Regions from separate parts of the Mus musculus genome. Here all the other regions are linked to region 1. A link is a loop called in an ENCODE intact Hi-C map of the cell type or tissue named here. Cell type or tissue: heart. All regions are shown on one strand. Links, peaks and the distances in the headings refer to the core of each region. The heading gives the core; the rest is flanking DNA. Region 1 holds the start of Ubxn4 (UBX domain protein 4). Region 2 overlaps Map3k19 (mitogen-activated protein kinase kinase kinase 19). Region 3 holds the start of Zranb3 (zinc finger, RAN-binding domain containing 3).

The links. A loop is a pair of places that touch in the nucleus more often than their neighbours do. Peaks named below come from ENCODE experiments on the same cell type or tissue, not always from the same donor. Only the 100,000 strongest peaks of a DNase experiment are listed, where the experiment ranks them.
Region 2: a loop joins it to region 1, with 2.2 times the contacts of the local background. A loop is called at or near these places in 3 of 42 quality-filtered maps.
Region 3: it touches region 1 in a loop (3-fold over the local background); 4 of 42 quality-filtered maps call a loop at or near these places.

Annotation. Positions count from the first base shown.
Region 1 is chr1:128,240,014-128,247,346 of GRCm38, forward strand. It overlaps Ubxn4 (UBX domain protein 4), which reads left to right and starts at 4,124. Exons shown (of 13, transcript NM_026390.3): 1 at 4,124-4,539. The coding sequence starts at 4,458. It overlaps Gm41949 (a long non-coding RNA gene), which reads left to right and starts at 4,546. Exons shown (of 2, transcript XR_878509.3): 1 at 4,546-4,629; 2 at 4,750-7,333. In heart, for the core only: no CTCF peak of the experiment used is centred there; DNase peaks (open chromatin) are centred at 4,228 and 4,788; H3K4me3 peaks cover 2,098 bases; H3K27ac peaks cover 1,795 bases.
Region 2 is chr1:127,823,793-127,831,125 of GRCm38, forward strand. Map3k19 (mitogen-activated protein kinase kinase kinase 19) reads right to left here. Exons shown (of 14, transcript NM_011737.2): 9 at 6,479-6,738; 10 at 5,264-5,307; 11 at 1-605. Among named protein-coding and RNA genes, the nearest start is that of Map3k19, 28 kb to the right of the region's middle. In heart, for the core only: a CTCF peak has its summit at 3,707 (motif pointing right); no DNase peak of the experiment used is centred there.
Region 3 is chr1:128,099,479-128,106,811 of GRCm38, forward strand. Zranb3 (zinc finger, RAN-binding domain containing 3) reads right to left here and starts at 2,993. Exons shown (of 21, transcript NM_027678.3): 1 at 2,775-2,993. R3hdm1 (R3H domain containing 1) reads left to right here and starts at 3,828. Exons shown (of 27, transcript NM_181750.2): 1 at 3,828-4,005. It also overlaps the pseudogene Gm29383. In heart, for the core only: a CTCF peak has its summit at 4,239; DNase peaks (open chromatin) are centred at 2,933, 3,343 and 3,693; H3K4me3 peaks cover 3,282 bases; H3K27ac peaks cover 2,632 bases.

The DNA of each region.
Region 1 (7,333 bases), core at 1,507-6,506:
CAGCACTCAGAAGGTGGACACAAGGATCCAGAATTAAAGATATCCTCTGAGACTCTCGAAGAGATAAAACAAAACTAGGCATGTGTCGTGGCTAGAACAATAGAGGTCAGTTTATCCTATACTATAAAACATACTTGAATTGGATCATATAATATCTGAATTCACTTCCTATGAAAACCATTTTCATTAAAAAGCAATTTGGGTCTCTTAAGTTAGTACCATTCTGAACACATGATTTATGATGAAGCCTTGTGCTAGTCTCTGTCATTCCCACTAATTCTGTTGCAGAGTACCCACACCACTATACTACCCACCTATAAGTCACCTTGGAGCTGCTCTGCATTTTTTTTTAATTATTTACTTATTTTATGTGTGTGAGTACACTGTAGCTGTCCTCAGACACACCAAAAGAGGGCATCAGATCCCATTACAGATGGTTGTGAGCCATTATATGGTTGCTGGGAATTGAACTCAGGACCTCTAGAAGTCAATGCTCTTAACCACTGAGCCATCTCTCCAGCCCTGTATTGTTATTCTTTATTGCTCTGTATTGTTTCCTAGTTTTGACCTTACAGCTCAAGAGGAGTGATGCTGGGAGCTGCTAGAGATGTCATTCAGAATACATGTGATTGAAGAGAATTGAGTTGTCCTCTGGCCTGTTTGAGTTTACACCTACCTTAAATAATAAAAATTTTTAAAAAGTTCTGGGCTGGGGTCTATAGATGTATCAAAGGTAGAGCCCTCTAACCTCAAGTGTCTTAGTCAGGGTTTCTATTCCTGCACAAACATCATGACCAAGAAGCAAGTTGGGGAGGAAAGGGTTTATTTGGCTTACACTTCCATACTGCTGTTCATCACCAAAGGAAGTCAGGACTGGAACTCAAGCAGGTCAGGAAGCAAGAGCTGATGCAGAGGCCATGGAGGGATGTTCTTTACTGGCTTGCTTCACCTGTCTTGCTCAGCCTGCTCTCTTATAGAACCAAGACTACCAGCCCAGAGATGATCCCACCCACATGGGGCCTTTCCCCCTTGATCACTAATTGAGAAAATGCCTTACAGTTGGATCTCATGGAGGCATTTCCTCAACTGAAGCTCCTTTCTTTGTGATAACTCCAGCTGTGTCAAGTTGACACAAAACTAGCCAGTACACTCAGTTTACACACTTCACTTGAACCTCAAAATAATTCACACCAGGCATGGTGGCTCAAGCCTATAATAGTTCTCAGAAGATAGGCATAATGGTAGAGCAAAAGTTCTACATCAGCCTGGTCTACATAGAAAGTGTCTTTTCTCCAATAACTATAATAAAACGATAGTCCTGGACCAGGAAGATGGCTCATCAGTTAAAGGCACCTGCCACCATGCAGTTGAAGATGAAGTTCCCAGCACCCACACCAGACAGCTCTGAAATACCTATAACTCTAGCTCCAGGGATTGTGTTTGGATATGCTTGTATTTTAAGATTAGTTTTATTTTCATGTGCCTGTGTTTATGAGTACCCACAGAGGTCAGAAGGTACTGGACTCCCTAGCTGGAGCTGGAGATAGCAGGAGGCTATGAACTGCCTGAGATAGGTATTGGAAACTAAACTCTTCCCAGAACATTTATTCTTTTCTACTGGCATTTTCCAGTTAATTTAACTCAAAAAAATGATTGTTGTTAATAGTGTGTGTGTAGTAGGTGCACATGCATGCAGGTGTCCACAGAGGCCAGAGGAGCTTGTGAAATTATAGACTGTTGTGAGCCACCTAATGTAGGTACTCACAATTGAACTCAAGTCCTCTGCAAGAGCCATATGTGTGTTTGAACATGGAGCCTATCTCTACCAAGCCCCTCTGTTCATACTTAAATATGACCTTCAAGAAGCCAACTTCTCTTTATATGCCCCAGTACAGGGGAACGCCAGGGCCAAAAAGGGGGAGTGGGTGGGTAGGGGATTGGGGGGGTGGGTATGGGGGACCTTTGGGATAGCATTGAAAATGTAAACGAGGAAAATACCTAATAAAAAAAATTAAAAAAAAAAAAAGCCAACTTCTAGGCCAGGCAGTGGTGGTGTATGCCTTTAATCCCAGCACTTGGGAGGCTGAGGCAGACCGATTTCTGAGTTCGAGGCCAGCCTGGTCTACAAAGTTGAGTTCCAGGACAGCCAGGGCTATACAGAGAATCCCTATTTCGAAAAACTAAAAAAAAAAAGGAAGAAGCCAACTTTTTCAGCCCTTCATGAGGCATTCCTGGTGAACTATAATTAATGACTTGGTGTAAGTTAAAACATTCTGTAGTTCCTCTTCTCTGCCATTTATTACAGTGGCAATTACAGGAGTAATTGCCCTATTTATTGCTTAATGTTTTACTGCTGGCCAGAGGAATGTAATCCTTGAGGTGGTTCTTTTGTTTACTAAGACCTCAACAAATGTTTGTTCAGTGGTTAAGTTTAGAAATGATCCAGCAAAACTTTGAATTCTGAAAAGTACATGCATAATTTCCTTAAACAGGATTTGGGGCAGGCATTCAGAAACAATAGCTAACATCTGTAAAGCACTTAATTGCTACATAAGTAACAAGTACTTGCTAAACACAAGGGTCTCTGTGTGGTCACATAGCCTAAAGGGTAGGTTCCCTCCAAGGCTCCAATTGACTAGTGAGACAACTGAACTGTCAGAGAGGGAGTTGTGCTAGTAATAAATGGAGGTGCTCACGAACTGGGGTAGCTGTTTCCACGTCCTGCCACTAATGCTGCTTTGTATTAGTCACTTGTATCTGCCTTCGAAGCAGAAAAGGGATATCAAAGTAGTTAAATATATATATATATTTGAAGGAAGATAGGAGAAATTGGCCAATTTAAGCCAGATTAGATTATATTAAAGGCAGGTTTTTGGGAAACCGCTCTCGGTCGGCGAGTTCACTGGCCCCAAGGATCAAGGCCAAGGAAGTTGCCACCAGGGAGAGGGGAGCAGCTAGTGGAGGAAGATATATAGTAAGAGAGAAGGGGGGGGAGTGGGAATGGGCAAGGAGAGAGAGAGAGAGAGAGAGAGAGAGAGAGAGAGAGAGATCTGGACTGGGAAGTTCAAAGTTGGAGGCAGGGTATGGACTGAGGGATGCTGGGAGAACCTGGAGGCCAGGTCTGCTTTGGTGTGGAAAATATGCACCTCAGTCCCTTGTCCCCAAGTCCGAAACCAAACACTAGAAACTTGTGCAAATGTTTTTTCTTCCATTTTGATTTCGTATGCATCCATAAACCTTACATAGTTATTAATTTATTTTCTTACTGGCCTATACACAAGTTGATTCTACTCCATTTAGACTTTCTTTACTCTATCACTCAAGGAAACAACAGAAATATTTTCTTTACATGATATTCATACAAGTTAAGTACAGCCAGCCAAGATGGTACACGCTGGATGGTACAGGTAGGAGGATTGTCTTCACAGAATTAAAAATAAATAAGTTTTTTCAATAGCATAGCATAGTGGCTGAAGGTTTTACAATGTGATCCAGTTAGTAAATGCACATTATAGCCAAAAGCCAGCATTCTGCCACTTCGCTTACCCTTCAGATAAGGGGCCTATGTGGTACTGCGGGGTGGGAGGCGGGCGAGGAGGAACACTGTTGTACCTCTAGCCGGTCTTTTTCTTTTGTTTGTTTGGGGTTTTTGGTAAGTTGGTTGGTTGGTTTTTGTTTGTTTGTTTGTTTGTTTGTTATTCAGGGTCTCTGTACAAATCCTGACAGTCCGCGGAACTCACCTTGTAGACTAAGCTGTCCATCTCATACAGGCAGGCAGGCCTCTGCTTTCGGATTGCTGGGATTAAATGCGTGGTTTGCCACGCCCCTCTGAATCCCATCTTTTTCACAGGGTCAAATTAAATAAAAACCAAAGGCTTCGGGTCAAGCCCCGTAAAGCTTGTTTATTTGTGGAGCAGATTGCTTGCAGAAGTCAGAGGGTGACAGCAACTCGATACCTAGCATTTACTCTTACAGCGTTGATGTGCTCACTATGCTCACTCTCGCCATGCTTTGAGCCCACAGTTTACCTTTCCGCAAATTAACAAGCCTCGGAAGACTACAATTCCCAGGAAGCCTCACTGCAGGCGACGTCAACGTGCCGTAGCGGTTAGTCATCCTTCCTGATACTTCCTTCCACTTCCTGGAGTCGGAACCCGAGGCTTCGCGGGGGCGCGCACTTACGGACTTACCTAGCCGACCAGGCACCGGGGCGCGCGACCCCTGACGAGGAGTGTCGTCGTCACGTGACACAGGGGCGTACTTTTCTTGCCAAGCGCGCTCCGGTGCGCGTCCCCAGGGGGTGGCTGTCGGGCGTACGGGCTGGCTGGGTCCTCAGACCGGGGCCCGGATTAGCCGGTGGTTGCCGGGGCCACGAGGCCAAAGAACCAGGAGGGCGGGGTCGGCTGTGGCACCGCGGCGACGACACACCGAGCGAGCGCCTGGGCCTGAAGGGGACGATGCTGTGGTTCCAGGGCGCCATCCCGGCGGCCATCGCGTCTGCTAAGAGGAGCGGCGCGGTCTTCGTGGTGTTCGTGGCAGGTGACTGGGGAGAGGGCCCGAGAACGGTGGCGCTTTGATCTTGTTCTGGATTCTCGTTAGCGTCGAGTGAGCTAGGCAGGAGGAGCTAAGGTGGGCCGGGCTCAGACAGCCTAAGACCCTGTCGCCCAGTCCACTCGGTCTCTTCGGGGCCGCTCGTCTCCTGTCCGGGCCAGTACAGCTTTTTTTTTTTTTTTTTTTTTTTTTTATAAGGCTCCAGGCTTGCTCCGCTGCGGGGCCGACCCAGACGCCAAGCCTCTCCAGGCCGCGGGCGGGCCCAGTGCCACTTGGTGCTTCTGGGGTCTGTTGGGGACTCCGGCGTGACCTGTCTGCATCTGTGTGGGAAGCGCGTCCAGGCCCTGTCCCCAATCACTGAACCCTGCGAGGAGTCGCGCCCTGCAGGCCTTGGCAATCGGGTTGTCGCAGGCAGACCCCCCCCCCCAAGACCCCCAGCCCTGGTGTTCCCCTTCTTGGTCCTCTGGGATCTCCTCTTCTGGCAGCTTGGACCTTTTAATTCTTGGTGTGCGGGTGTGGTTGGGACAGGCCACTAGGCAGACAACTGGGTCTAGAAAGTTGTGAGCTGTCAAGAAAGCTGTGTCATCGGTAAGCCACAAAGAAACCACCTGATGTCTTAGAATGTTCCCGAAACATAAACTTGAGCTCACAGATGGTACTCTTTTATCATAGTACTCAGAGGGAACTGAGGTGCAATAATTACTTTATTACAAGTTGACCTTTTTTTTTTTTAACTTTTAACATAGTTTTTAAAGTACATACTCAGTCCTGATTCTTCCTCTCTTCTAACCTAAAATGTAGTTTTCCAGACATGTGCCAACTCATTTACCCCATATTGCTCTAAATCAGTTGGTTCCATAGCCTCCTGTTTTATTGCTGAAGTCTTGTATATCCGCAGTCAACCATCTGCTTCTATAGTTTTGTACATTCTTGATACATGGACCAGTTTGTGTGACAACTATTAATCTGAAGTGACAACTATTAATTTCTTCAGTCACTTGTGTTCAGTAACAGTTACTCATAATTGACCCATGGCTTTTAAGAGTTCTGTAACTTTGTTCATCTCTGTGGGAAAAAAAAAAAAACTGACATGTGAATTTGAGCATTTTAAATTTTAAATGTCTGTTTTGTTATGCTAACTTTTCAACTTGATGCTTGCTGTTAATTAGAAAAGCATAAATTACTTAGGCTATATTGAATTATACTTTAAATTAAATTAATAAATTAATCTTGTAATCCAGTAAGAATAGTAGTCACATGAAAATGGAAAGAACACGACATTGAACTCAGGTTAGAAATTGAACTCAGGTCATCTGAAAGAGCAGCTGCTCTTAACCACTGAGCTATCTCTCTAGCCGCAGTTTACAACATTTTAAACTGTGTTCCACACAAAATTTCAATAGTTCTGGGGGGAAAGGTAGTTTTATTGTCTTGTTTTTGTAGTTGAACCACTTAGGTCCAAAGTTGTAAGTAACTTGGGCCAGTCTCACAAAAACTGTTTGCTTGGTTTTTCTATTCTAGGATTTTTGGGTTTCTTGTGTGGTATTTTATTTGGTTTGGTTTGGTTTGGTTTTTTTTTTTTTGAGACAGGATTTCATATAGCCCAGGCTGACCTTGAAATCCTGATTCTCTGCTCCCAAGTGTTGTGATTACAGACGTGTGCAACACAACAGGTTAACATTTTTACATTTTAACAGTCAGTGTTGGGGCTGAGTGTACAGAGTCTGACTATAACCTTGACTGGCTTTGAACTCACAGAGATCAGTCTACCTCTTCCTCTACCTCCCAAATACTGGGATCAAAGGTGTGTAGGCCCTTACTTTGTAGTGTAATGCTGGCCCCAAACTCACAGTTATCTTTCTGCTTCAGACTCCCAACTGCTTGAATTATAGGTGGGTGCTACCATATCTGATATTTTTTTGGGTTTTTTGTTTGTTTTGTTTTTAAGATTTATTTGTTTATGTGTGTGAGTACACTGTAGCTGTACAGATGATTGTGAGCCTTCATATGGTTGTTGGGAAATGAATTTTTTAGGACCTCTACTCTAGTCAGCCCTGCTCAGTCAGTCTCTGCTTGCTCCAGCCCAAAGATTTATTTATTATTATACATAAGTACACTGTAGCTGACTTCAGATGCACCGGAAGAGGGGGTCAGATCTCATTACAGGTGGTTGTGAGCCACCACATAGTTGCTGGGATTTGAACTTGGACCTTTGGAAAAGCAATCATTGCACTTACCCGATGAGCCATCTCGCCAGCCCCGGGTTTGGTGGTTTTTTTTTGTTTGTTTGTTTGTTTTGGTTTGGTTTGGTTTGGTTTTTTTTGGGGGGAGGGGGGGGCGGGTTCGAGACAGGGTTTCTCTGTATAGCCCTGGCTTTCCTGGAACTCACTCTGTAGACCAGGCTAGCCTCCAACTCAGAAATCTGCCTGCCTCTGCCTCCGCCTCCCGAGTGCTGGGATTAAAGGTGTTTAGTCCCAGCGCTAGGAGGCAGAGCTAGTGGATCTCTGAGTTTGAGGCCAGCCTGATCTATAGAGGGAGTTAAAAGACAGCCAGGGCTACACAGAGAAACCTTGTCTCAAGAGAGGAGGAGAGGGGCTGTGTGATGGTACTCACCAGCATTTGTCGGGCAGAGGCAGTCAGAGATCTATGAGTTCAAGACCAGCCTGGTCTACTAAGTTCGAAGACAGCCAAGGCTGAACAGAGAAACCCTGTCTTAAAGAAGAAGGAAGAGAAAGGAAGAAGACAGTTATAGGTTATATGGTAAAATAAGTCAATAAAGAAA
Region 2 (7,333 bases), core at 1,459-6,458, 420 kb before region 1:
TCTTTCTCCTCTGCTGGGGTCATTTCTGAATTTGAGACTTCCAGGAGCTTGCAGAGAATGGGGTGCTCAACCCCTGAATCTCGCTCAACCACTCTGGCTGTCCAACTCTCTTTTTTTCTTGATGAAAGATATTGGGAGTCCTCTCCCCCTCTTTGCATCTCACTAACATGGTACCCACTATCCCTTTCCCTCTCTGTAGGAGTAGTGTCTTCTTTGACACTCTCACAAGAGAACAAAGATGGCCCTTCTTTGAAGCCAGAGGTTTTAGTTTTGTCCCACCCTTCCATTTCCTGGGATGGCCAACTCTCCGCTACTCCCTGTTTTCCGCTCTTCCGGAAAGAACACATGTTTCTGGACCAGAGGGTACAGTTAGAACCCCTGAGGGTGTGTTCCACTGGTCCTTCCTGCGTGACTTCTTGATGGTTCTTTGATGAACTAAACTCTGCAGATTGGCTAAGAGGTCGGCTAAGAGGTTCCAGGAGCTTAGGCACAGACAGGCTGAGGCTGGGGACCTTTCTTTCCCTGTGCCTTGGGGACTTGGGGCTTTTTTCCATATTGAAGATACAAGATCTCATGGGCAAGCATGATAGTGGTGGCAGAGGAAGCTAAAAGAGAAAGAAAACAATGAATGAAGAAAAATATCAAAGTAAATGCCTTTTTTTTTTTTGAGACAGGTTTACTCTATGTAATCCTGGCTGTCCTGGAACTTGCTATGTAGACCAGGCTGGTCCCAAACTCAAAAATCTTTCAAGTGCTGGGATTAAAGAATTGCATCACCATTGCTTGGCTTAAGTCAAAAAGTTCTAATATTCACGTATGGAAATCCTTTAAATATAAAGCTGTCCTAAATATCACTGGTTTTTTGGTGTGTGTGTGTTTTTAAAGAGTTGGTGATTGCTGCTGTTTAAATAGAATGGCCCCCATACACACATATGTTTGACCACTTGGACCATAGGGAGTGGCACTGTTAGGAGGTGTGGCCTGGGGGCGGGCTTTGAAGTCTCAAATGCTCAAGCTGCCCAGTCTCCTCCTTCTGCCTTCAGATCAAAATGTAGACCTCTCAGCTCCTTCTCCCACACCACGTCTATGTGTACGCTGCCATGCTTCCCACTGTGATGGTCGCGTACTAAACTTCTGTAAGCCAACTCCAAGAAATATTTTCCTTTATGAGAGTTGCCATTGTCACGGTGTCTTTTCATAGGAATAGAAACCCTAACTAAGGCAGAGATCAAATCCAGGGCCTGTGCATACCTGGCAAGTGCTCTACCACTCAGCTAAGTCCAGCTACATCAATATGTCAACAGGACACAAAGATCACAATTTTTTCCCCTTCTCTGCTCCATTTGCTCTGGTCCAAATATTTATTTATTTAATATATATAAGTACACTGTTGCTGTCTTCAGACACACCAGAAGAGGGCATCAGATCTCACTACAGATGATTGTGAGCCCATGTGGTTGCTGGGATTTGAAGTCAAGACCTCAGGAAGAGAAGCCAGTGCTCTTAACTGCTGAGCCATCTCTCCAGCCCAAAAAGATCCCAACTTTTAAAGCCAAAATGTGGAACTGGAGATGGACCTCAGATAGTAGAGTGCTGCCTGGTGTGCACAAATCCCTGGTTTCATCCCCAGTATTGTATTCATACATCTGTAACCCCAGGGCTGGAGGTAGAGGGCAGAGGGTCAGAGGTGTAAGGTCATAGGCCATACAGCCTGCACTGGAGTACTTGCCAATACATGCATGCATGCATACATACATGTATACATACATACATACATACATACATACATACATACATACATACATACATAAAATAAAACCCTGATCAGGACCAGAAAGATAGCTTGGTGGGTAAAGGCTCCTGCTACCAAGCCTGATGACCTAAATTTGATTCCTGGGACTCACATGGTGGAAGGAGAGAGCTAACTCTGCCAAGTTGTCCTGTGATTTCTACATGCACATAGACACATACACACACACACACACACACAGAGAGAGAGAGAGAGAGAGAGAGAGACAGACAGACAGACAGACAGACAGACAGACAGACAGACAGAGACAGACAGAGAGAGAGAGAAAGAGAGGCAGACAGACAACAGACAGGCAGATACACACACACACACACTTAAAAATATATTTAAAAAATCTCAAAGCTATTTGGCTCAGTGGTATAGTATATGTATGCTTAGCATACATGAAGCCCTAGGTTGGATCCCCAGCCCCCAAAATAGGGAGAAAAAAACAACACAAAATAACTAAAATATCATTCTCCGTACTTTTCCAGAATCAAGATTAAGTGACTCTTTAAAAGATAATTAGGTGCTATAGTGTTAGATCAGATGTTAAGAGTATAGATTTCTCTTGCAGAGAACTTAGTTTTGGTTTCCAGCACCCATGTTGGGTGGGTCATAGCTACCTATAAATCCAGCTCCAGGGGACCTGATACCTCTGGGGTCCTTAGGCATTTGCATGCACATATAAACTCAGACATACATATATACACATAACTAGGAATAATAAAGTAAATCTTTTTTTAAAGCTAAAGTTAACTGAGTGCTGGTTACTCTTCTAGGGTGGCATCTACATCATGGCTCACAGTGTGTAATTGTCCCAGGGGATCTGACACCCTCTTCTGGCTTCCATGGGCACTGTATGCACACGATGCACAGACATACATGCAGACAAAACACCCATACTTATCAAATGTTCAAAAAATAAAAAGGCTAAAATTTACATGTCAAGACTCATGGTTATACTTATTAGTTATGTGGGGTTGTTTATTTATTTAGTTTGTTTGCTTGCTTTTTTGTTTATTTTGTTTTAAGGCAGGGTTTCTGTCTGGCTGTCTAGCTGGTTTTTGTTTGTCCTGGTTGCCTTAGAACTCACTCTGTAGACCAGGCTGACCTCGAACTTGGAGATCCACTTACTCCTTCATTCCAAGCAATGGTATTAAAGTGTGGGCCACCATGCCCAGCTTAAATGTTAAATTTTAAAATGGGAAGTATTTTATCTCTCTTTTCTTTTTAGTTTCCACGGGACTGATGAAAATGTTAAAGCCCTCTTGAGAACACTTTAAGCTTGTTGTTATATGTAGCTTAAGGGTTCTTCCAGGACCGATGAACTCATTGTTTTGCTGAGTCATTTAGGTGGGAACAGCTTTAAATTTGAAAACTTAGCAATGCTAAGGGCTTTGTAGGCGCACAGTTGCTACTGTTCACCTAGAATGCAGAAACCACTTGATTCAGTCCCCCAGAAATCCACAAACTGGCTGTGATGGTGCATGCATGCCTATGATCCAAGGACTCTGGAGGTAGAAGTCAAAGGATCAGGAGTTCAAGGTCATACTCAGGTACAACAGCAAGCTTGCGGCCAGTCTGAGCTGTGTGCCAATCTCAAAACAAACAAACAAACAAACAAACGAAAAACAAGAAAAGCCTCAATAGCTTAAAAAAAGATTTATTTAATGTGGATGGCGTATGGGTGTTTTGCCTGCATGTATATATGTGTACCAAGGTGTCTGTTGTATCTCCTGGCACTGGAGTTACAGATGGTTGTGAGCTACCCTATGTGTACTAAAAACTGAACCCAGGTCCTCAAGGGTAGCAAGTGCTCTTAAGCGCTAAGCCATCTCTCCAAACTCCTTAATAACTAACTGTTAAATCTCCTTGCCCTCTAGTTCAAAGTCAGCTACTCTTAATTATTACCAACCTCTAGAGGGCAGTGCAATGCAAACTATAGCGTTCAACTTTGTGGCCCTTAAGCTATAAAGTCCTTAAGTGGTTTTTTTAGTTTTGGTTTTGTTCCTTTGTGGCCTTTTCTTATGTACACAAACTCTGTACCTAATTATATGGGATTATTTATAGACATGGATTATGCATAGTGACTGAGAGCTATGACTTCAATTTTCACTTGCCAACTAGGTGCAAGCAGGAAAGAAAAAAAAACCAAAAACCCCAGATACTAGAAATTCAAGTGTTAGAGGATACTTCTCTCTCAATGTTATTGTCTGAATTTTTTCCCATTTCTCAAAAATAGGAAATAAGCCGGGCATGGTGGCGCACGCCTTTAATCCCAGCACTTGGGAGGCAGAGGCAGGCGGATTTCTGAGTTTGAGGCCAGCCTGGTCTACAGAGTGAGTTCCAGGAGGACTACACAGAAAAACTCTGTCTCAAAAAAAAAAAAAAAAAAAAAAGGAAATAAGGAATGAAGAGGCAGCTCAGTCAGTAGACTGCTTGCCTTGCAAGTACAAACACCTGAGTTTAGCCCCAAAGCCCACATTTAAAAAGCTAGCTGTGGTGGAACAAGTTTGGAATCCCAGTATTGAGGATGTAAAACAGATTCCTGGAGTCTGCTAGCTGGCTTGCCTAGTGTAACGGGCCAGTGAGAGACCCTGTCTCAAAAAGCAAGGTGGACAGTGCCTGGGAAACAAGTGCACAGGTGTCACTCACTGCAGATGCACAGGTGTGCACAGGTGTCACACATGTGCTGACACACAGGTATGCACCAACACACAGGTATGCACCGATGTTTGTATGTCTCCTAGGACACTGAAGGCCAAGAGAGCTGAGAAAACTGACAAGTAACAAGTATCTTCCCAGGATCTTTACCTGTAACGCTTTATAGGAGCAGGAAAACTCTCCCCCATCAGGGTGGGGTGTGAACGGCAAAGAGTAACATGGGATTTGGACAAAGGTATGAGGTGAGTAGAGCAGCAATCCACACCCTTAATCCTAGAACTAGAGAGGCAGAGGCAGGGGGATCTCTGTGAGTTCAAGGCCAGTCTAGGTGACATAGTGAGACCCTGTCCCCCAAACTTAAACGCATTAAGAAACAGAGACAAAATGAAGGAAAAACGAAGACAGAAAATGAAGAGACCTGTTCACCCCACTACCCAGGAGCAGGAGATGGCCCAGAGAAGCACCTCACAGGACATGGAATGGTTTTCCCATGAATACTTAGCTTCTCCATAAAGTAGTCATCCTTTTTTAAATTTTCTCCACAATATTATTGCTGAAGATTTGACTGAGAAGTTTGTGGGAGCTTGTCATTGTTGTTGAGATTTATGGATTTTGTTATTTCTTTCTTTGAGACAGAGTTTCTCTGTGTAGCCATGGCTGTCCTGGAACTAGCTCTATAGACCAGGCTGGTCTCGAACTCATAGAGATCTGTCTGCCTCTGCTTCGAGAGTGCTGGAAATTAGAGTGTGCACCACCACCACCCTTATTGTTGTTTAATGAAGTCAAACATGCTGGAACTGATCTTACCCCAGTTCTTCGGCTACTGTAGCTTATGTCAGAGGTAGGAAACTCTATAACAAAAGAAACAAGAACTGGGTGTTATTAGTAGTAGGCTGAAGAGTTCATAGATGGAGCAGGAGATATGCGGGAAAGTGTTTCAGAGTATATTCTCCCTGTGTGGTATACATAGTGCTGTGAAGTGATTTCAGAAAACCTTAGCCTAAAGCTACCAGAAGGGGTGTTATAGGTTTGTTCATTTGTTTTTGAGAGCTGGTCTCATAGAGCAGCCTACATGTAGTTAGTACCTTGAATTCCCTAGGTAGCCACGGATACCCTTAAACTTACAATCCCCCTGCCTCCACCCCCTGAGTGTTACAATTACAGGTGTGTGTCCTGCCCAGCTTAGTATGGGAAGCAAACCCAGAGCTTCGTGGATGCTAGGTAAAACTTGATCAGCTGAGCCACATGCCCGGCTCCTACACTAGCTTATTTATTTTTAGTTCATGAAATACTCTTCCCTGAAACACATACAAAATGCATTTCCTTTCCAGCCATTTGCTCCCATTGCCTTCAGTATTGTCATTATTAAGCCTATTGTTAGTCGTGTGTGTGTGTGTGTGTGTGTGTGTGTGTGGTGTGTGTATGCATGCACACGGGCACATATGTGCAGAGGCGAAGGCATCTTCATTCCATCATGTGCCTGTAGCAGTCAGAGGACACAACCATTTGGGCACCACTGTCCTCGTTTGAAACAAGACCTCTCCCTAGCCTGGAATCTGTCAAGTTGGCGAGGCTTCCGGCCATTGAGCCCCAGGGATCCTCTGACTCAGCCTCCCCTGGGCTTCGGTGACAAGCGCATGTCATCATATCTGACTTTTTTTAAAAAAACAAAAAAACAAACAACAACAACAAAAAAAAACATGGGCTTGGGGAATTTAACTCAGATCCGTGTGCTTGCAAGCACTTCACTGAGTTATCTCTCCAGCTCCACTGTAGAATTAAATGCTCAATTTAATATGTTCCCTCTTAATTGTGGTTTCCATATTTTTATAGAGATACATAAAATCATATGAGTAAATACGGCCTGAACAGAGAAGTAAGATTGTTTAGGGACAGGGAACTAACAGGAAGAAGGGGTGAGGAGAGGGAGAGCATGGAAGGATGAGGGGGCATATGCTGTCATACATTATGTACCTGTATGGATACTCTAAACGTACACGCATAAGCAAGAGCTTGACTCACCATCAGATTGCCTTTGCTGTTCTTTCAGAACACAAGGAGCCACCTCCCCAGCTGCAGATGCAGCAAGGCTTGAGTCTAAGCAAGGTCTGGGTGGTGAGAGAGCCACGTCCACACCACAGAGCTCCTCAGAACTTCCGTCTGTCTTCAGAAGTGAAGGCTGTGTGGTTAGCATCCTCCCCGTGAGGCCCACCATCTCCGCGTCATCTGGTGGAGAGACAGGATGCACTTGTTCCCGTTCCTGATGCTCTGAAGTCACCTGACTGAAAGGAGAGAGATGGGGAAAACTCATTTGCTGGTATAGTTCAGATCTCAGGGGGTCTCTCTGTGATCAAAGTTTGGTCCCTTGCATATGACGATGTCGGAGGAGGTGGTACCTAATGGCTGGGAGAATGTCTTGGAGGGGGTTCCGGCACTTGTCACTGTGTTCTCTTCATGACCACCCTGAAGGAAGCAGCCTCCTCCCCAGCCTGCTCTCCACCATGATGTGCAGCTGTCTTACACCACAAAACCAAAGCAACTGTGGAACGAACCTCTGAAACCAAACCAAATTCCTCTCTGTACACTCTCTTAAGTGTTTTGCCAGTTACAGAAAACTGATGGTACATTCCCAGTATCCTCCAGATCTGCAGGTCTCAGACCAGAGAACGTGTTGGGAAGTTAGGAAAATTGGTTCCCACGTGGTCTGGTTGAGTGGGGCTGTGGACTCCTACCAGGAGAAGTCCCCCTGCTTGTCCTGGCCTGCTCCTGCCAGCTCTGCCTTCTGGATTCAGTCCTAGTCAGTGATCCTTTCTTAGTCCCCGTTCGTGGGAACAGGAGAGTCAGACAAAACGAATTAATTAGCCAGGCCAGTACTCT
Region 3 (7,333 bases), core at 1,517-6,516, 140 kb before region 1:
GTCTGTTCCTTTACATGAGATAGAAGATAAGCTCTTGGAAACAGAAAGCAGAATGGTGCTTGCAAGGAGTCAGGCAGAGTGAAAACAGAATTTTTTGCTATGTAAGAAAGACCTTTCACAGCTGTATTGTACACCAAGGTATAAAAGGTTAATGCACTGTAAAGTCCACACTTAATGCTTAAAATGGTAGATTTTGTTATATACTTTCATTACAGTAACAAAAAAATATTACTGATTGGCAACTGTAAATAACCATTAGCAAGAAATAGGTTATATTTGAGCTACATCATGGAATACAGGCATCATAAACAATGACAGTAATATTGTCATAATTAACCCACTGTGCTTTAAATAAAGCAGTAGCATGCCATCCTAACAGGTCACTCTGTACCCAGGATACAATCCACACAACTACAGGTCATTCTGTAAAGGGGAACAATTGGGAGGTGGGGGAGGAACAGGACTGAGGGCCAGCAGAAAGAATCAAAACAGGCAATCTTGGGAGTTGGAGGTAGGGGGACCCTCTAGAATGTACCAGAGATCCAGGAGGTGAGACTCTCTCAGGACTCAAAGGGAGGGACCTTGGATGAAATGCCCTACAGTGGGGAGAGGAACTTGTAGAATCCACCTCCAGTGGAAGCATGGGGTTGCCATCCCACAGTCAAATACTCTGACCCATAATTGTTCCTATCTGGAAAAAACTGCCTGGACTAAAATGGAGAACAGCCTGAGGAAAAAGAGGTCCAGCTACAGGCCTAAAGTGGGATCCAGCTCAAGGGGAGGCCCCAAGACCTGACACATTACTGAGGCTATGGAGTTCTCACAAAAAGGGACAGATCATGACTGCCCTCCGAAGACCCAACAAGCAGCTGAGTCAGATGCAGATACTTCCACCCAACCAATGAACAGAGGCTGCTGACCCTGTGGTTGAATTAGGGAAAAGCTGGAAGGAGCTGAGGAGGAGGGCAACCCTGTTGGAGGAACAGCAGTCTCAAGTAACCTGGACTCCCGAGATCTCTCAGACAATGGGCCACCAACCAGGCAGCATGCACCAGCTGATATGAGGATTCCCAACACATCCACAGCAGAGGACTGCAGGGTCTGGACTAAGTGAGAGAAGATGCATCTAACCCTCAAGAGACTGGAGGCCCCAGGGAGTAGGGAGGTCTGGTGGGGTGGGGGCATCCTCTTGGAGATTGGGGGTGGAGGGAACTATAGGATGAGGAACAGTCAGGGGGCGGAACAGGATGGGGATAAAGACTGGACTGTAAAAAAACCTAACAGGTCATTCTGCAGAGGGCCAAGAATAATGGGCCAGTGGTTCACTTGCTGCTTTTGCGGAGGACTCAGGTTAGATTTGTAGCACCTAGAAGGTGGCTCACAACCATTTGGAACTTCTGTTTCAGGAGATCCAATGACTTCTTATAGGCATGTACATGGTGCACATACATGCACGCACTCAGACACATAAAATAAATAAACCTTTAAGAAAAAAACAAAACAGAACAAAAAGTAACACCTTTTTGCTAGGCATGGTGGTGACAGCCTTTAATCCCAGCATCCCGGTGGCAGGGGAAGGCTGAACTTTTTGAGATTCCTAAACATTTGAGAAGCAATGGTTTAGAGTTGAAAGTGAGGCTGGAACACAGTGACAAAGCACATTATCCAGCAAATGCAAGGCTCTCGGTTTGTCTCCAGCACTCAAAAAAATAAAAGACATACTAAACACCCTTAGCCCTTTTGGGGCTCAGATTAAATATTCAGTAATATGATTGTCATTATTACTACATATTGACTTCTACTCTGGAAGGACTTATGAAAAAAATCCCAACTAAGCATTTATGGACAATGCTAAGTTATCACTTGAAACTCTAACTCCTAGATGGGGATGATGCCTTCTGTTTAATATTCATATAGCACACACACACACTTGCACACACACACGTGAAAGTATTATATTGAAAAGCAAAAACATTTATTTTCTTTAAAAAAGTAAGAGTGTTTTGTCTGCTTGGAAGTTGCAGATATATTTCTGTCTCTGGGATTGCACTAGTTAGGACTCTCATCCACATAGTATATAAAACACCTCTTAACAGTTCTGGACACAGACTTAATACTTCAATAAAAATAATGAAAATAGAAAGGAATGGTTTTTAAATCTAAAAGTAGAAAGCAAAGAGGAAACCAAATCAACACACAAAACATAACTATGAAGATGCTAAATTTGGAGATATTAAAAAGACCAAGTAACATAAATTTTGCTTAATCTTTCTAACTCGTTTTAAACAAAACTTACCTTTCTGTGCACTCTTCAATCCTTTAAGCCTAGTATATTTACCACTAGTGTAAGTGCTCAATAAATATTTATGAGAAAAGTAGTAAGACAAAGTCTCCATAAAAATGATGGAGGAGACTTTTTTTTTTTTAAGATCCTGTTCAAAGGCAACTTCTGACTTCTGGGGACTATTTGTATAAATGGGAGGAATTAGTTCAGAATTTCCAATACCTTCCAGGACATGAACCTATGCTGCTTCACAGACAGTAGCTAAAGGCAAATTAAAGCATCCTCTACAAACTCAAGAGTGAACAGATCTGATAAACACTGGCTCTGCAAGACTAAGTAGCAAAGTAGAAAATTACATTACAGGCTCGAGAATTACACCCATGCCATTTCATATTTCTGGATGGGTTTTTTTAGGGGGAGGGGGCAGTGCGGGGGGGGGGGTTATTTTAGACAAGGTGAATTCTGTAGTCCCAGCTGTTTTAAAACTCACTCTGTAGCCCAGGCTATGAACTCGCGGCGACCTTTCAGCTTCCAGCTGTTACAGGCATCAGCCACCACGCCCGACTGTTACCCACTATTTTCTTATAGCGCAATTAAAGTGCAGTCAATTTCCCATCTCTTGCCCTATACAGTCCGCCAAAATGCAGCACTAGCTTCATAATCTTCAACTCCCGCCAAACTTTTTGCAAGCGTCTTCAACTAAGCGGAAGTGACGTTAAACGGATGACCTAGACTTGGAAGAGTTCAAATACCAGCACTCTAAAACATTGTAATGTGTTGAGAAAATTCCCAACCCTGTTATATTCTCCTTCCTTTAGCGATGCGAAAAGACCTGACTAGAACCTTGCGACTTCATTCTCAACTCCAAATTATTCAAAAATTTCCTCTTACTCATCTAGACAAGGAGGTTACACCGTAACCTCTCAAGAACTACAATTCCCATGAAACACTACCGGAAGCAAAATGAGGAAAACAGGGTCTCAAAGCATCTTGGGAACTGTAGTCGCAGGAGCCAAAGTGCTCAGAAGCCCTGCCTCCACCACTAAGACTGGAGGAACCAGGTGTTCAGCCTGGAACCCGTTACCGCTAAGGGGCGGAGCCACATCCTTAAAGCCTTCCTCTCATCTTCCCACATGAACGACAAAATTGTCCTTTCATCCTTAAAAAGCTCTATAATCATTCCCTGAAGAAAGAGAGTTGTCTACCACATCTCCAGTGATTAAAATCGCCCGGAACTCGCCCACCTCAGGATTCTACTCGTGGGAAAGGTGGCTCTTTCACAAGTGGGCAAAATGGCTGTCCTCCTAGCTTTATCATTGGTTGACTCTTACGTCGTTCAGGGACGACAACTTGCCCGGGATTGGTTCTTTTTCTTTTGTGGGTGGAGATAGACTTAGTCCCGTTCTCCCGCTGTCCCGCAGTGATAATGGGGGTGGAGCGAAAGTGGTTTTCAAACGCTGATTGGATAATTTGTATGTCACTTAATGTTGACCTAGCGTATGAGGTAGGCTGCTTTCCGTCAACGCGACGGAGAGGCGGGGCCAGTGCGTGGTGGGAAGGGGCGGGATTCTGCCGCCGCGGCTGCCGCTGGAGCCGGTGTCCGGGCTGGTGATGGGGTTAATTCCCTTCCGTGAGACTCTACCTTGCAACCAGCCGGCCCCGCCGTCGCCCCGCTGTGCCGCGCTCCCGCCACCTCCTCCTGCTCCTTCTCAGTAACGCGGGTAAGAGATGCTGTCCCCTCCCCCGCGGCGCCCCGGGAATAACGCGCTCGCTCCCCTCCCCCGCCCGCCAACCGGTAGCGCTAACGGAGCGGGAGAGTGAGGCAGCCGGGGAGCTAAGCGCTGAGGAGACGGCGTCCCTCCCCTCTCCTCCGGCCCGCCAGGGGCCGTCGGGTTCTGAGGCGAGCCCTCTAGTCGCCTCCACCGCGCGGTGCCCGCCGCTTCGCTGGGGGCCATGTGCAGCGCCAACCCCTTGAGGCCTAGCGGGGGAGCTGGGGACAGGTTCCCGAGCGTCCCTGCTGCAGCTGCTGCTCTTGCGAGCCCTGGAGATCCGGGGAGGACGGAGGGGAAAAGCAACATAGTCAGGCCAGGCTGGAGCAGGGACCGTTCGCGGAACTGTTCTCCGGGGCCTGGACCAGATGCCCGGGGCTGATACCCCCGCTCCGGGGAATTGTCACACACACCAAAAGGGAAACAGCACGTCGTGCCCGTACTGCCCGTACTGCTAGAAAAAACACAGTGGGGAAATTAGCAAGAAAGTTGAATGACTGTCAGAGCCTTGGTCGTTGATGGACGAACCTACGGGGGACGTTATGATGTAAATCCCCCTCCCCCCTTTCCATCCCTGTATATTAGAAGTTTTTTTTTTTTTCTTCTTGTGGTTATGTACCAGAGATTGTCACTGTTGTCTGAAGTTGCTTTTAAGGAGAAACAAAATTGGGTTTGGCTGTTGTGACTTCTGTGAATTGGGTCCTGAGAGAGCAAGTCCCCTAAACTAGTTAGAGGTGAAGAGGTATCTTCCAAAGCAGTGCTGCTTACTAAATAATAAGGTGCATTTCTGAAGAGGTAAAAATAGAATTTCTAGCATGAATGAATACACACAAACACACATATCCCACTCCTAAGGTTATAGTTTGGCTGGGTCACGTTAAAGAATCTCATACCATACTCCCCTTTATTTTAGATTTTTTCCCTGGACAGGGTCTCTCTGTGTAGCCCTGGCTGTCCTGGTACTCACAATGTAGACCAGGCTGGCCTTGAGCTCACAGAATCCACCTGTCTCTGCCTCCCAAGAGCTGGGATCAAAGGTGTGGCCCCCCATCGCCCAGCTAAAGAAACCTCTTAAATTTAAATGTCATTGATTCCAAGAGCATCGAGTCATAAAAAGATGAAATCAACCTCGAAGCCCCTTCCTTATAATACTTGAATCAGTAGAGTTCATGTAGCTACCCATTTAACTGAAGAAATATCATTCTCTTCAGATTTTATGTCTTTATATTTTAGGGGATTGTCTTATAATTGTATCAGATTTTGATAGTGTGCCCATCTTTTCAAATTCCACTCTGCTTTTTCAGCCTAGGAGAATATGACTTTAGTGGACCCTGTAATCTATAATAGGCATGGCTACAGACCACCCCATTTCTAAGATTTATTTGTTTTAGAGAGAACACTGGTTCTGAATAAACAACCTATGCTTTGACTAATAGACTATTTCTTCTGGGTCACAGAAGTACCTTAGGAATCTGCCATGTTCTCAAAATAATGCAAGTAGATACAGAAGTAAAATAGATCCATTCACTTGGATTAAGAAGGAATCTGGTTATGTGTTACTGATTTTTTTAATGTAGTACATAGCTTTTGAAGATTAGTTCCCTCAGCTTCTCCATTGAGTCCCCATAGCATACATTCCCTAGCATAGTTCCCCAAACTTGATAATTAGTTGGCAATTTATGCAGTGATATATTTAGGTCTCATGAATTCTTTGTATGGAAGGTCTGATGAAAATACAGGGGACTACATTCTTTTACTATTTGTGGGACCATTTTATGAGGCTAATCTAACCTAACCTCGGTTAATAATGGGGAGGATAATGCTTAATCTATGGAGCTGTAAATAGACTATGTAAAGCTACTAGGATTGTGTCTCACATGTATATATTTGTTACATTAAGTTTTTATCTTTGTTTTCTCATTTTCATATTTAGAGAATGAATTTGCTGTTCATATGCAGAGTATTGTTGCAGTCTCAAAAATCTCTTCTACTGTTGAGTGTTAATGTACACAGTGGCTTAAAACAATATCTCATAGCCAATTTTTTTGTTTTTGTTTTATTACATTTACTGGGGTACGGGGCGCAGCACAGAAGTACCATGATACATTTTAGGAGGGTGGAGGACAGTGGTAAGGTTAGGAGAAATCAGTTCTTCTTCTATCCTATTGGTCTCTGGGATTGAACTCAGGTGGTCTGATTTGAAGGCCAAGTGCCTTTATGCACTAAACCATCTTGCTAGCCTTTAGCCATTTTTTTTTTAAGCAGACAGAATATATGAAATTGGTCATTGGGTATCAAAGAGAATTTTGTCATACACAGTATCTTTTTTCCTTTTGTTTAAAATTTCTGCGTTTGGAACATATTTCAAATAGATTACCCATAATAAAAATGTGCTTTGTGTTTTAGTGTTTTAGTAGTAAACTAGGGTTGTTGTCCTGCTTTACTTTGTTAATATGTTTCAAGGTCTAGTTTACAGTTGCTTTTGGACTCATTCTGTTACCAGAGAAACCAAGTGACTGATACAAAGTTAAGACTGAGAAAGTTATCTTACCAGACTGTTGCTTTGTGCTCTTGAGGTTTGTTGGTTTTATTTTTGCTATTTTTTTTTCCTCAATGCTAGGGATTGAACCTTTCACCTCATACATGCCAGCAAGTATTCCAACATTGAGTTAAATCCTTGCTCTTTAGTTCCTACTCCATTGTTTAGCAGTCCTTGGGTATTTTTTTTTCTTTGAAATACCATATTCCTCCCTGTTCCCAAGTATATTTGAAAGTATAGTTTTCACACATAAAGGTGTCCTTGGAGTTGGTGCAGCCGAGCCAGGTTTCGATTAGCATGCCAACAGTTGTGTTATGAAGTGTTGCTGGTACTATCCAAGATTGACAGCATCTACATGGTCACATGCCACTGAGTTATTGAGCTCTGTGTACTTGGGTGCTTCTCTAAAGGGACTTACCCAGTAATTAAAGAGGTTTTTGTTTGAACTGACGTTTTAAATATCCAGTTATAACCATTTGGGTTACTATTAAGCTGCAATTCTTATAAACAAGGAAGTGTAGTAAGAGTTGTGTATGCTAAAGACTAATGAAACTATAATATTCTGTTCCTACTTGAAGTAGAAAACTTCCCAATTAACCCTTCCCATGACCTGTTGTAAAAATGTCCAGCACTCACATGTCATAGAGGTGGATGTGTTTCCAAGTGGAAATGAAAATTTCGGATTGCTCTTGTTGCAAACCACAGAACCAGCCCTCCATTTCCCATTCTTGCCTATAGGAA